2 separate regions of the Homo sapiens genome follow, and region 2 is linked to region 1. Evidence: read pairs that join two places in POLR2A ChIA-PET (ENCODE). Cell type or tissue: PC-9. All regions are shown on one strand. Each heading gives the region's core, and the rest is flanking DNA. Links, peaks and the distances in the headings are about the cores only.

Evidence for each region. Peaks named below come from ENCODE experiments on the same cell type or tissue, not always from the same donor. Only the 100,000 strongest peaks of a DNase experiment are listed, where the experiment ranks them.
Region 2: POLR2A ChIA-PET joins it to region 1 with 15 read pairs; 2 of 35 experiments call an interaction of 5 or more read pairs at or near these places.

The regions. Positions count from the first base shown.
Region 1 is chr17:71,402,284-71,408,672 of GRCh38, forward strand. No RefSeq gene overlaps it. Among named protein-coding and RNA genes, the nearest start is that of CASC17, 200 kb to the left of the region's middle. In PC-9, for the core only: no CTCF peak of the experiment used is centred there; a DNase peak (open chromatin) is centred at 2,978; H3K27ac peaks cover 3,267 bases.
Region 2 is chr17:71,230,139-71,236,527 of GRCh38, forward strand. No RefSeq gene overlaps it. Among named protein-coding and RNA genes, the nearest start is that of CASC17, 31 kb to the left of the region's middle. In PC-9, for the core only: no CTCF peak of the experiment used is centred there; no DNase peak of the experiment used is centred there.

The sequences.
Region 1 (6,389 bases), core at 845-5,844:
TTAACAATGGTAACTCTTCAATGAGAAATACACCTTTCAATCCAGCATTTTTTGAGGAGGAAATTGAGATTCACAGGACTTAAGTCACATACATGTCTAGAAGGTGGTCAGCTAAGTTTCCAACGTAGGTCCACCTGACTCAAAGTGTGCTATATTGTCCTAAATTGACATACTTTTTAATACATATGCCATATTCAAAACCATTATGGGACAATTGCAGAGTAATAAAATTTGTATCAGTAGTCACTGTTGAAGAAAAATACTTTATTTCAGCCCCCTCAAGATCTCTAGCATAATTGACCACTGGGACCAATGATACCAACTATAGCCAAACATTACTTGTTTTCTTTTTTGGATCTGCGTCTTGGGTCTCCAGACCGTGTGCAGAAGAAGGAAGTTCAGGTCTCTGTGTCCTCTGCTGGCACACCTGACTCATCTGGGTTGAGTCAGCACTCTTGCCCCGGGACCTTTATGTACCCTCCCAAGGTTTCTTTACTGCTGTCTTCTTACTAGTGTTTATGGTATACACATTTACTATCTGGGAGGATCAGCAGATGGAAACCCCATGACTTGCTAATTAGATCTCCCAAAGATAGTGTCAAATTAAAACCTGGCCCTCTAAATTCACATAAACACCAAGGGATGCAACTGCCAAAGATGGGGCTCTCCTGGAGAATTGGCAGCTTCTTTCTCCCTCTAACCATTCTCTTATCTGAACTGAAGAGATCTGCCTCCAGCACATTATTGCCCCCAGCACTTAATGAGACTTGAGTAAACAACAGTGGTGGTGAGCACAGGGTGTTTTCCTGGCCCAGGTGCTCGGATTTTCTGAAAATTAAATCCAGTGCTGAGGCAGATTGAAGGAAAGAATACATCTGCAGCTCAACCCCGTCAGCATGTGGAGTCAATTCTCTAGGTAGTGTAGCTGTCAGGGATCAGCTGGATTTGACTCGTAGCTCTGCTGTGCAGTCTCAGGCAAGTAACTTAAACCCGCTAGTCTCCTGTCTAGTCCTCAGCTTCCTAATTTGCATAATGAGGATCGGTAAGCTCATAGGGTTACTGTGAGTTTGGAAAATGCAGGCATAGCACTTGCACAGGCCTGCTCTTTAATAAGCCTTGAAAAATCTAAGCTCTCATTTGCTGCTACTTCTGGTGTAGCTATTGCTCAGTGGGCTGAAAGAGTAAAGGGAAATGTGGTCAAATCATTCCCAAGTCCTGTCTACATCAAGAACAAGACTTGAAGCAAGCATGGAAAATGGCCTTGACTCATCTTAGAAATCAGAGAGAGGGCCAAGGGTAGTGGTTCCCACCTGTAATCCCAATGCTTGAGAGGTCGAGGCAGGAGGATCACTTGGGCCCAAGAGTTTGAGACCAGCCTGAGCAACATAGTGAGACCCTGTCTCTAAAAAAAATACAAAAAGTAGCTGAGTGTGGTGGCCTGCACTTGGGGTCCCAGCTACTTGAGAGGCTGATGCAGGAGTATTGCTTGAGCCAGGGTGGTGGAGGCTGCAGTGAGCTATGGCCATTGCACTCTAGCTTGGGTAACAGAGCAAGTACCCATGTAAGAAAAAGAAAGAGAGAAAGAGAGAGAGAAAAGAAGGAAAGAAAGAAAAGAAAGAGAAAGAAAGAAAGAAAGAAAGAAAGAGAGAAAGAAAGAAAGAAAAGAAAGGAAGGAAGGAAGAAAGAGAAGAGAAGAGAAAAGAAAAGAAAAGAAAAGAAAAGAAAAGAAAAGAAAAGAAAAGAAAAGAAAAGAAAGGAAAGAAGGAAGGAAGGAAAAGAAAAGAAAAGAGATTCACTGAGACTCTGCCAGGTGAGCTGGAAATCCCACATGAATCCCTCAATCTCTGGTTTGATGGGATGTGCTTGCAAAGAAGACTGAAGAGAAAAAGAAAAAGAGAGAAAAAAGAAAGAAAGAAAGAGAAAGAAAAGAGAAAAGAAAAAGAAAGAAAAGAAAGACTCACTGAGACTCTGCCAGGTGAGCTGGAAATCCCACATGAATCCCTCAATCTCTGGTTTGATGGGATGTATTTGCAAAGCAGATTGAAGAGAATGTGTCAGAGACACTTCTAGTAGGTAACACGACAGGGTACAAAGCATTAGAGTTTTATCAGTTAACTTCGAAACTCAGCTCCATCACTCAATACTTTTTTTTTTTCTAAGTTAATTTCCTTGGACCTCAGTTTCCTCTTTTTCTTAAAATATTGATATAATACTTCCCTTCCCAAATTATTATTGAATTTAAATGAGATAATGTTTCTAAAGCATTTAACTCTTCTCCCACAAGCTGGGGAGCAATAATGTTAATTCTTCTACTCTTATACTTCTCCACTTTCCCCTCCTTACACTCTAGTGTTTATTTCATAATATGTAGGACAATAAAAATAAGTTACAGTGAAGCAAATAAGAAAAGGTAAAAGTTGTGAGTAGAACCAACGGAAAATGTGTAAGAAAAATTGAGTGCACAAATTTCTAAGCCTAAAAATAGGAAAACACAAAATATTAGATATGTTCAGAGGGCATCTAATAAATTGAGGGTCACATCAAGAGAGACAAATGCCCTATTTTCCAACAAAGCATTCATTGTTGCTACCGCAAGGGGCAAAATGCTATTCTGAGGTCAGATGACAGGTTTTGGGTTTTTGTTGTTGTTGTTCTTCGTAATAAATAAATATCCTTTCATGCTGTGTTGTTCCAACTTTTCAGTTGTTTACTCAAATAAAGTCACACTTCCACAAAAACCACTTATGATTCCAAAAAGACCATATATCAGAGTCACATGGAGGAGGCTGATAATGCCTCCACTTTGATTTGAGGCATTTTGGACTCCCTAAGAAAAAGAAAGGGTTGCCCAGTGAAAGAGTTCACAGCCCTATTTTTGGAACCTGTTTTTCCAGTACAGTAAAGAGACTCAAATATTAAGACCCTGAGTCCTATCCGGGCTCCATTTGAGTCAAATGTAATAGATGGGAGGCCTGACTCCAGAGACCACACAGCAAACCGCATCCTGACGCAGTGGCTCCACCAGGCACCTGCTGGATTGAGAAATGCAGGGCAAGTCAGCACTGATTCATTGCCCCTGATTGACAAGATACTATCATTCACCTTTTCCTGAGATAAACCAGAGTCTCTTGTGAAGACCTATACTAGGAAGTACATCCCACATTTCACAAATGGTAAAAATACATAGGTAAGAAAAACTCAAAAATACCTCCATAATTTTCAAAAACAAAATTCAGGGCCTTAGTCTGAATTTATATTAATGGAGATGAAGGGGACAAAACATTAAGTGGGGACTCCTTTTCTGCCATTGTGTGGGAAAATCCTGCATAATAGACAATAGTCTCCTTATTTTGTAGAGTAGGAAACTAAAACTTAGCTTAAATAACATACAATTAGCTAAGTGGACAGGATATGATTTAAGCTTAAGTCTTATGATCTTTCTACTCTCCCATCATACCTTTAACCTCTAACTTCTTTCCTTTCTTCACACTATCTTCTTGGCATGTGAGACTTAAGATTTCCTAAATTCAGGCCGGCCACGGTGGCTCACGCCTATAATCCCAGCATTTTGGGAGGCCGAGGCAGGCAGATCACGAGGTTAGGAGATCAAGACCATCCTGGCTAACACAGTGAAACCCCGTCTCTACTAAAAATACAAAAATTAACCGGGCATGGTGGTGGGCACCTGTAGTCCCAGCTACTTGGGAGGCTGAGGCCAGAGAATGGCGTGAACCCAGGAGGCGGAGCTTGCAGTGCGCCAAGATCGCACCACTGCACTCCAGCCTGGGCGACAGAGCAAGACTCTGTCTCAAAAAAATAAATAAATAGAAAAGATTTCCTAAATTCATAGCCTGATGCTGTTATATGATGGGTTTGAAACTTGTGCCTGAGCCACTGTAAGGAACAATGGTCAATTGTCTCAGTTGGGGACTAATTCTACACGCAATGAGAAGAGCACAAACTTAGAAGTCTTGTTTTTCTTTTCTTTCTTTTTTTTTTTTGAGATGGAGTCTTGCTCTGTTGCCCAGATTGAAGTGCAGTGGTGCAATCTCGGCTCACTGCAACCTCTGCCTCCCGGGTTCCAACGATTCTCCTGCCTCAGGCTCCTGAGTGCCTGGGATTACAGGCGCGATTTACCACGCCCAGCTACTTTTTGTATTTTTCGTAGAGACGGGATTTCACCATGTTGTTCAGGCTGGTCTCGAACTCCTGACCTTGTGATCCTCCTGCCTCGGCCTCCCAAAGTGCTGGGATTAAAGGCGTGAGCCACCACACCCGGCCATAGAAGGCTTGTTTTTCTACAGATCGAGTCAGGGTTTAGAGAATAGTGGAGAAAGAACAGAGTCATGAAACTTCAAGAATTTAGAAAGACATGTAAAGCCTTCAGTGCTGATAATTCTCAACTGAAGGTGATTTGAAAATGTCTAGAGACATATTTTTCGGTGTCACTACCAGGGAGGGGCAGGGTTATCATACTGGCATCTAGTGAGTGATAGCCAGGGATGCTGATAAACATCCTACAGTGCATAGGACAGGCCCCTCACCCTGGACCCCAAGAAAGAATAATCACGTTTAAAATGTCCATGTTGTAGAGGTTGAAAACCCTGTTGGAGACTATAAACTCCTTAAGTAGGACTATGGACAACTGAAAGAAACTGGATATTTATGAATAAATTAATGAGTAGATAAGTGAATGAATGAATACATGAATGAAACAATGAGACTTGAACTAACATTCAGGTTATTAAGTAACTACATCTGGTAGCACCACTGAGACGTGGAAAGGGGGTCTTGAATCATATCTTTATTAAAAGATTGTATACATCGCAATTAATATGTATGATTATATGCTTGTAATAACATCAGTTAATCCAGAGGGTGTTAAAGATAAATATATTTATATCCATTTTCCACTCTCTGACTCCAACATGGTGGCTTGTGCAGATAATAAATAATTATGTGAAAAATTATAATTATGTACATCATTAAAAGTTTCCAATACTTATTATTGTATTCTTTTTTTAATTCCTTGAAACTCATGCCTTGTAGTGTGTACTTTTGCTTTAGCTTTGATTTCAAGAACAAACTAGCTATAATACAGGGACTGCTGTCAATAATAAGACTTTTGCTGTTAGACTCTCTCTCACTTTCCCTCTCCTTTAAGTTTGGGCCATATTCTCAACAGACATTAGTCAACCAAACTGGGGCTGGTGCAGGTGGGGTTGTTCAAGCTTGTAATCCCAGCATTTTGGGAGGCCAAGGTGGGAGGATCGCTTGAGCCCAGGAGTTTGAGACCAGCTTGGGAAACATAGGGAGACTCTGTCTTTACAAAAAATACAAAACTGGCTGGGTGTGGTGGCATGCAGCTGTAGTCCCAGCTGCTTGGGAGGCTGACGTGGGAGGATCTCTTGAGCCCAGGAGTTTGAGGCCACAGTGAACTATGACTGCAATAATGCACTCCGGCCTGGGCAGCCGAACAAGACCATAGTCACTAATTAAAACAAACAAACAAAAAACCACAAGTGCAAAGAGGGAGGGGAAAAACATTCATAAAAACTATCACCCTTCTCTGCACATGTAAAGCAACCAACCAATAACTTCACTTCCTGCTATGATTGGTATTATTATAGTGCAGCTCAGGAAGCTGAGTTTCATTACAATAAACCTATGGTTTCACTAAGGCATTTTCCCATGAGAACATTTTAATTAATTTATTATTTGCAAATGAAGCTACAGGTGTTTGAGTGGGTTGGTAGTAGCAGTGATGTCTGTGTGTGTGTGTTCGCACGCGCTAGAGCGCATGTGCATGAGTGTATGTGTGCCTTAATTGCTTCTATATCTGCCTCTCCGGCTCAGCCTGTCCAGGCCAGCTGGCAGCCCCCAGCAACTGATTCCCAGACAAGTCTCTGCCGGCAACTTGTCACGTGGTGATGGGATGATTCTGTCAGGCCCACGCAGCTATGCAGGAAAATAAAATTGTCATAATAAGATGCTGGCTTCTTGGCAACTCGACCCTAGTTCTGGGGTAGAGGTTGGCAGTCATCCTCCTTAGAGACTGAGATGTTCTAACTATGATCAAATGTTTAGATATTTTTTAAAGCTGCTTCTTTGTCCCAAGGAAGATTTTGTTCTCTCATGCCAATGCTAGCACCTTACTAATGATTTTCAGATATATTTTCTAACCTAGAGATATCAACTAAGACTTGGTCTTGCTCTCTCAGCACAAAACATTTGCAACTCGGTTTGGGGGTTTCAACAAAGTGCCACTTAAACTTGACAGGCAAAGTTTCCAATATGGCTATTTCTTAGGAGGGAATTGGCATGGTAGAAAAACCTATGACTTTGGGGTTAGACTGAGCTGAGCTTTAATCCAAGTTCTCCATTCAAGT
Region 2 (6,389 bases), core at 736-5,735, 170 kb before region 1:
TTAACAGCCATCCCTAATCATGGCGTACGTTCGTTAATGCATACATAAGGAAAAGAATGCAAGCTGTGTTGTGAAGAAGTTAAGGCATCAGACTTTCTAAGTACAACTGCTGGCTTTACTAGTATTTGATGCACGTTCTTGAACAAGTTACTTAGCAGCTCTGGGCCTTAAGTTCCCCTCTGTAAAATGGGAAAAATCATCCACATAGAGCTGTAATGGAACTTTAAATGACATAGTATATGTGAAGCAGTTATAATAATTATAATTATAATAGTTGCCTAGTAAATTAAAAAAATTACACACACACACACCACACATATACAGTCATATGCAGAATAATGATGTTTTGGTCAATGATGGACCATATATACAATGGTGGTTTCATAAGATTATGTTAGAGCTAAAAAATTCCAATCCCCTAGTGATGTTGTAGCCATCGTAACATCATATTTTTATTTTTTGTGTAGCCTAAGTGTACAGTGCTTAAAAAGGCTACAGTAGTGTACTGTAATGTCCTACGCCTTCATATTCACTCACCACTCACTCACTGACTTCCTCAGAATAACTTTCAGTCTGGCAAGCTCTATCCATGGTAAGTAAGTAATTCTTTAAGTCTTTTATGCCATATTTAAATCTATTATGCCATCTTTTCTATGTTTAGATATACATATATTTATTTGCCATTGTGTTACAGATGCCTACAGTATTCAATACAGTAACATGCTATACAGGTTTGTAGCCCAGGAGCAATATCCTTGGGTGAGCCATATAGCCTTGGTGAGCAGCATGCTGTACCACCTAGGTTTGTGTAAGTGCACTCTATGATGGTCATGCAATGATGAAATCACCTAACAATGCATCTCTTAGAAGTTTTCTCATTAATCAACACATGACTCTCTCTCTCTCTCTCATTTTATATATACACACACACACAGACACATACAGACACACAAACACATACACATAACTAAGATGTCACATGTTCATTGCAGCACTATCACAATAGCCAAGCTATGGAAACTGCCGGAATGCTCATGGATTTTTAAAAATGTCGAAAATACATTCAATGGATTAATCAGCCTAAAACAACAACAACAACAACAACAAGAAAATCCTACAAATGCAGGATGTGGTTTGGCTGTGTCGCCACCCAAATCTCATCTTGAACTATAGTTCTCATAATCTCCACATGTTGTAGGAGGGACCTGGTGGGAGGTAATTGAATCATGGGGGCGGTTACCTCCATGCTGTTCTCATGATAGTGAGTGAGTTCTCACAAGATTTGATGGTTTTATAAGGGGCTTTTCCACCACTTTGCTCTGAACCTCTTCCTGCCACCATGTGAAGGATGTGTTTGCTTCTGCTCCTGCCATGATTGTAAGTTTCCTGAGGCCTCCCAGCCAAGCTAAACTGTGAGTCAATTAAACCTCTTTCCTTTATAAATTACCCAGTCTTGAGTACGTCTTTATTAGCAGCGTGAGAATAGACTAATACAGGCAACAATATGAAGCTTGGGGGCATTATGCTAAGTCAAACAAGCAAGTCATGCAAAGACTAATACTGCAGGATTCCACTTACATGAGGTATCAAAAATAGTCAAATTCATAGAAACAAAGAAGACAGTTGTGGTTGCCAGAGATTGGGGGCAGAGGGAAATGGAGAAACGTTAATCAAGGGATATATAGTGTCAGTCATGCAAGATGAATACATTCTAATGATCTGCTGTATCAAAAAATGCATTTCAGTTAGATAGGAGGAATAATGTTAACAGGTCTATTGTACAACATGGTGACTATAGTTAATAACAATGCAATGTATTTTGAAAATTGCTAAGAGCAGATTTTAGGTGTTCTCACCATAAAAAATGGTCAGAATGTGAGGTAATGCATGTTAATTAGCCCAACTGAGCCATTCCACAATGTACTCATAATTAAAAACATCATGCGAATTTTTCAATTTTTTAAAATTTATTTTTATTTAATTAATTAATTAAATAATTTTGAAATGGAGTTTTGCTCTTGTCGCCCAGGCTGTAGTGCAATGGCACAATCTGGGCTCACTGCAACATCTGCCTCCCAGGTTCAAGGGACTCTCCCGCCTCAGCCTCACAAGTAGCTGGGATTACAGGCGCCTGCTTCCATGCCCAGCTAGTTTTTGTATTTTTAGTAGAGATGGGGTTTCACCATGTTGGCCAGGCTGGTCCTGAACTCCTGACCTCAGGTGATCCACCTGCCTTGGCCTCCCAAAATGTTGGGATTATAGGCGTGAGCCACCATGCCAGGCCTGTCAATTGTTTTTTTAAAAAAGATCTGCTGTACAACATTGTGCTTATAGATAACAATACTGTATTGTAGATTTAAAAATCTGTAAAGACTGTAGGTCTCATGTTGAGTGTTCTTACCACAATAAAAAAGAAAGGAAAAGAAAGAAAAGCATTTTCAGTTGAATATTTACTGAATCATAACCATAAAGACGTAATTGCCCTTTAACATCTCTAATGTTAACATTGATCCAAATTTAAATTGATTTCTCCTGTGCCTTAACCTTCTAAATCAAATGCCTGTCTAGCTTCTGGAGTATGAGTATGATGCAGCATTTGTTGACACTGTATCAGTATTGTGGGGAAAGTAAAGACAGAGATAGCACTAATTATCATTAACCTTGGCCCAGGTCTTCAAATGACCTATGTGGTCTTAGGAAAGTCACACATCCTTCATTTTTATAAATTCTTAAAAAAAAAAAAAAAAACAACTCTGCCGTAACTATCTCACCAGAACTTTTACATCCAAGTCTCAGTTCAAATGTCCCCTCTTCCGTGAAGACAAAGTGTTTCATGTTTTCCATTACATTTGTAATGGAAACACTTAGAATGTTTCCAACATAGATCACTGTTTACATACTTATGCTATTTGCTGGCTTTAGAGAGTAAGACATTTCTATGGTTTGAATGTCCCCTCCAAAAATCATGTTAAAATTTAATTGCCAATGTAACAGTATTAGGAGGCGGATCCTTTAAGAAATGATTAGGCCACGAGAGCTCTGCTGTCATGAGTGGATTAATGCCATCATTTCAGAAGTAGGTTAGTTATTGCGGGAGGGAGCTCCTAATAAAAGAAAAAGTTTGTCCCCGCCATTCCTTCTTTTCTCTCTCTCCTGCTCGCTCCCTCTGTCTCATGCTGGCTTTCACTTTCTGCCCTTTGCCATGGGATGACCTTGGCCATATGCTGGCACCATGCTCTTGGTTTTCCCAGCCTGTAGGAAAACAATCGTGAGCCAAATTCATTTCTAGTCTTTATAAATTACCCAGTCTGTGGTATTCTGTTATAGCAGCACAAAATGGACTAAGACAGCAACTTCCTTTGTGTCTCCCGCAAGAGCCTATTAGATACTTGCTGAGTTGAATTAAACACTAAATGTGAAAGCATAGCATACTACAGCTATATTGAGTGGTGGTTGGGATTAAAATCTAGATTGTTGGGTTGATATTTTAGTGGAGCAAGTGTTTATCTTTGAATAACGATTCCAAATTCCCACATTTGGATGTGAACATTTGGCTATCATTATTGATTCCTAGGTATTTTCCCATGCTATTTTTAGTGTCAAAAGATTAAAATGATACTTAAAAACAACATCAATAACAAAAAAACTAATTATAAATGTCATCTTTTAAATCTACAATAGGGAAAAAGAATGTAAAATACCTTGGAATAAATGTTTACGTCTTACTACAACTATAACGCAATCACCTTTTCTCCCATTCCCAATAGTTTCAAGCAAAAAATGTAATGGCCATGGGCTTTGGGCCTATCAGAACAAAGGCTTGAATTAAGCAAATAGATTGTTTCAAACAGCAGCATGACAGTAAAAAGATTAATGAGACACATCTTGGAAATGAATAGATAATAACATACTCTTTTCTCAGATTTCCCCTTGCCCCTCAAAATCGATGAATCGCATTTACCCTCAATGCAACTAAATGGGAGAATTAAAAGTAGGGGAAAAAATATCAGTCACAGGTATTCTGCTTCTGGAAGGCCTCTAATTCTATTTCCTGTTTGACATATTATTTTATTCCCATTTTCTCTAAATGTAATATAGTAACTTGCCATAATAAACGGTTCTCTAATTTGCCACTTTTGTGATTGGCATTTTCAGATTTTTCAAGGACGCTATTGGTCGTTCCTTCATATGTTGCAAAAATAAACGGAAAAACTGAACCACATGTCATTGTTGGGCGGAATTTTCTGAATTTGTCTTGAAGCCAAGAGAATTTATTTGACTGTCTGGGGAGTATCGAGGCAGATCTCTTGTTCTCAAACAGACACCAAAGTTGCTTGAACAAATGGTTCGCGTTAGCTGGAGAAAGACACTGAATGGAAACCATGTGCCTCTGAACCTTGTGGTTTCAAGTTGAACCACAAGCAGTGAGAAGAGCTGTCAGTCTCTAGTCTTGATTTCGGCCATACTCACGGGGAAGAGAAAAACTGTCAGTGCCACCTCTTATGTTGTCTTAATAAAGAGACCTGTGAGCTCGTGCAGTACAGACTGTCTCTGGGTGAAGAGTAAGAGACAGAATCTCAAGAAGCTTCCAGTGGGATGTAATAAAGACACATGATTTTTCTCTATGGACATCCACACATGGTAAAGGTAGCAAATCAAGGCCTTTCTGAGGAGCAGAAACAACCCAGGGAGGCTAACGAACATAAAAATCTGGCATCCTCTTATAGCTATCATAAAGGTGAAGAAAAACATCCTAGAGGAATTAGCTTTGAGACCCAAGACGGTTAAGGTTGCTAGAACAGAAAAACAAGAAAGACAAATTTTTAAGTGTTACCATTTATCAAACTCCAACAGCAATAAGGGAATGTTATAAAGGAATATTAAGTGCTATTTTATATCACAATGGCAAAAGAATCGTTTAACTACATGTAAGTATGGCTTCCTCAATGAATATAGGCATGCCTTCACCTAGCCATTTAGATGATGGAATCAGTTTCTGAAAAATGGAATAAGGTTTGATGTTGAGTTATCTAGCAACTAGAAGGAATAGTGAAAACATTTTTTGCTTCCTCTTCTGTGCCTTCTATTAAAAACCTCTTTGCCTCAGACTGATTTACTTTAAGCAGCTAACACTTCTACCAGTTTGAAGAAAAGGATAAAGAATAAGAAATAAATTGTAACTATTTACTACAGTTAATATTAAACTTTCAAGTATTCTACAAATGTACAATACTGGTGCAGGATGTTGACATTAGTGGGCAGGGAGCATATGGGAGATCTCTGTACTTTCCTCTTTCTTTTGAGGTGAATCTAAAACTGCTCTAAAAATAGTCTTGAAAAAAGTGCTGGGCAAGGCGTGGTGGCTCATGCATGCAACCCCAGGACTTTGGGAGACCAAGGTAGGTGGATCATCTGCGGTCAGGGGTTCAAGACCAGTCTGGCCAATATGGTGAAACCCCATCTCTACTAAAAATACAAAAATTAGCCAGGCTTGGTGGTGGACATCTGTTATCCCAGCTACTCGAGAGGCTGAGGCAGGAGAATTGCTTGAATCTGGGAGGTGGAGGTGGCAGTGAGCCAAGATCATGCCATTGCACTCCAGCCTGGGCAACAGAATGAGACTCTGTCTCAAAAAAAAGAAAGGAAAAAAGTGCTAAATGTATTATTGTGATATACAGGAGGCTAAAATCAAGTATAACTTGAAAAGTAGGCCAAGTGACTCATATTAAAAATGAATAAATGCGTACCCACAAAAATTTAAAAAAAATTTAAAATGTATAAAATGAATAAATATAAATGTAAACATAATATATAATTACATATAGCACACAAACATATAGCAATAGAGAAAGACGAGTATGTGTATACTCACACACACACACATTTCTACAATTTAATATAGTGATTTATACCTAGAATCAAGCAGCTTTTGGGGGACTTGGAGGTTTTATAATACAGAAGAGATAAACTGCAATTACTTTTGACCATTTTGCTCATCTTTTTCTTTTCCTTTTCTTTTTTTTGTTTAGATGGAGTTTTTTTGCTCTTGTTGCCCAGGCTGGGGTACAACAGCATGATCTCAGTTCACTGCGACCTCCACCTCCTGGATTCAAGAAATTCTCTTGCCTCACTTCCCAAGTGGCTGGGATCACAGGCATGCGCCACCACACCTGGCTAATTTTGTATTTTTAGTAGATGGGGTTGCTCCATGTTGGTCAGGCTGGTCTCAAACTCCTGACCTCAGGTGATCCGCTGGCCTTGGCCTCCCAAAGTGCTAGGATTATAGGATTATAGGATTATAGGTGTGAGCCACCGCGCCCGGCCTTGCTCATCTTTTTCTAAGAGATTCAGTAGCCCAAGCTAACATAGATTTCATTCTGTTTCAGCAA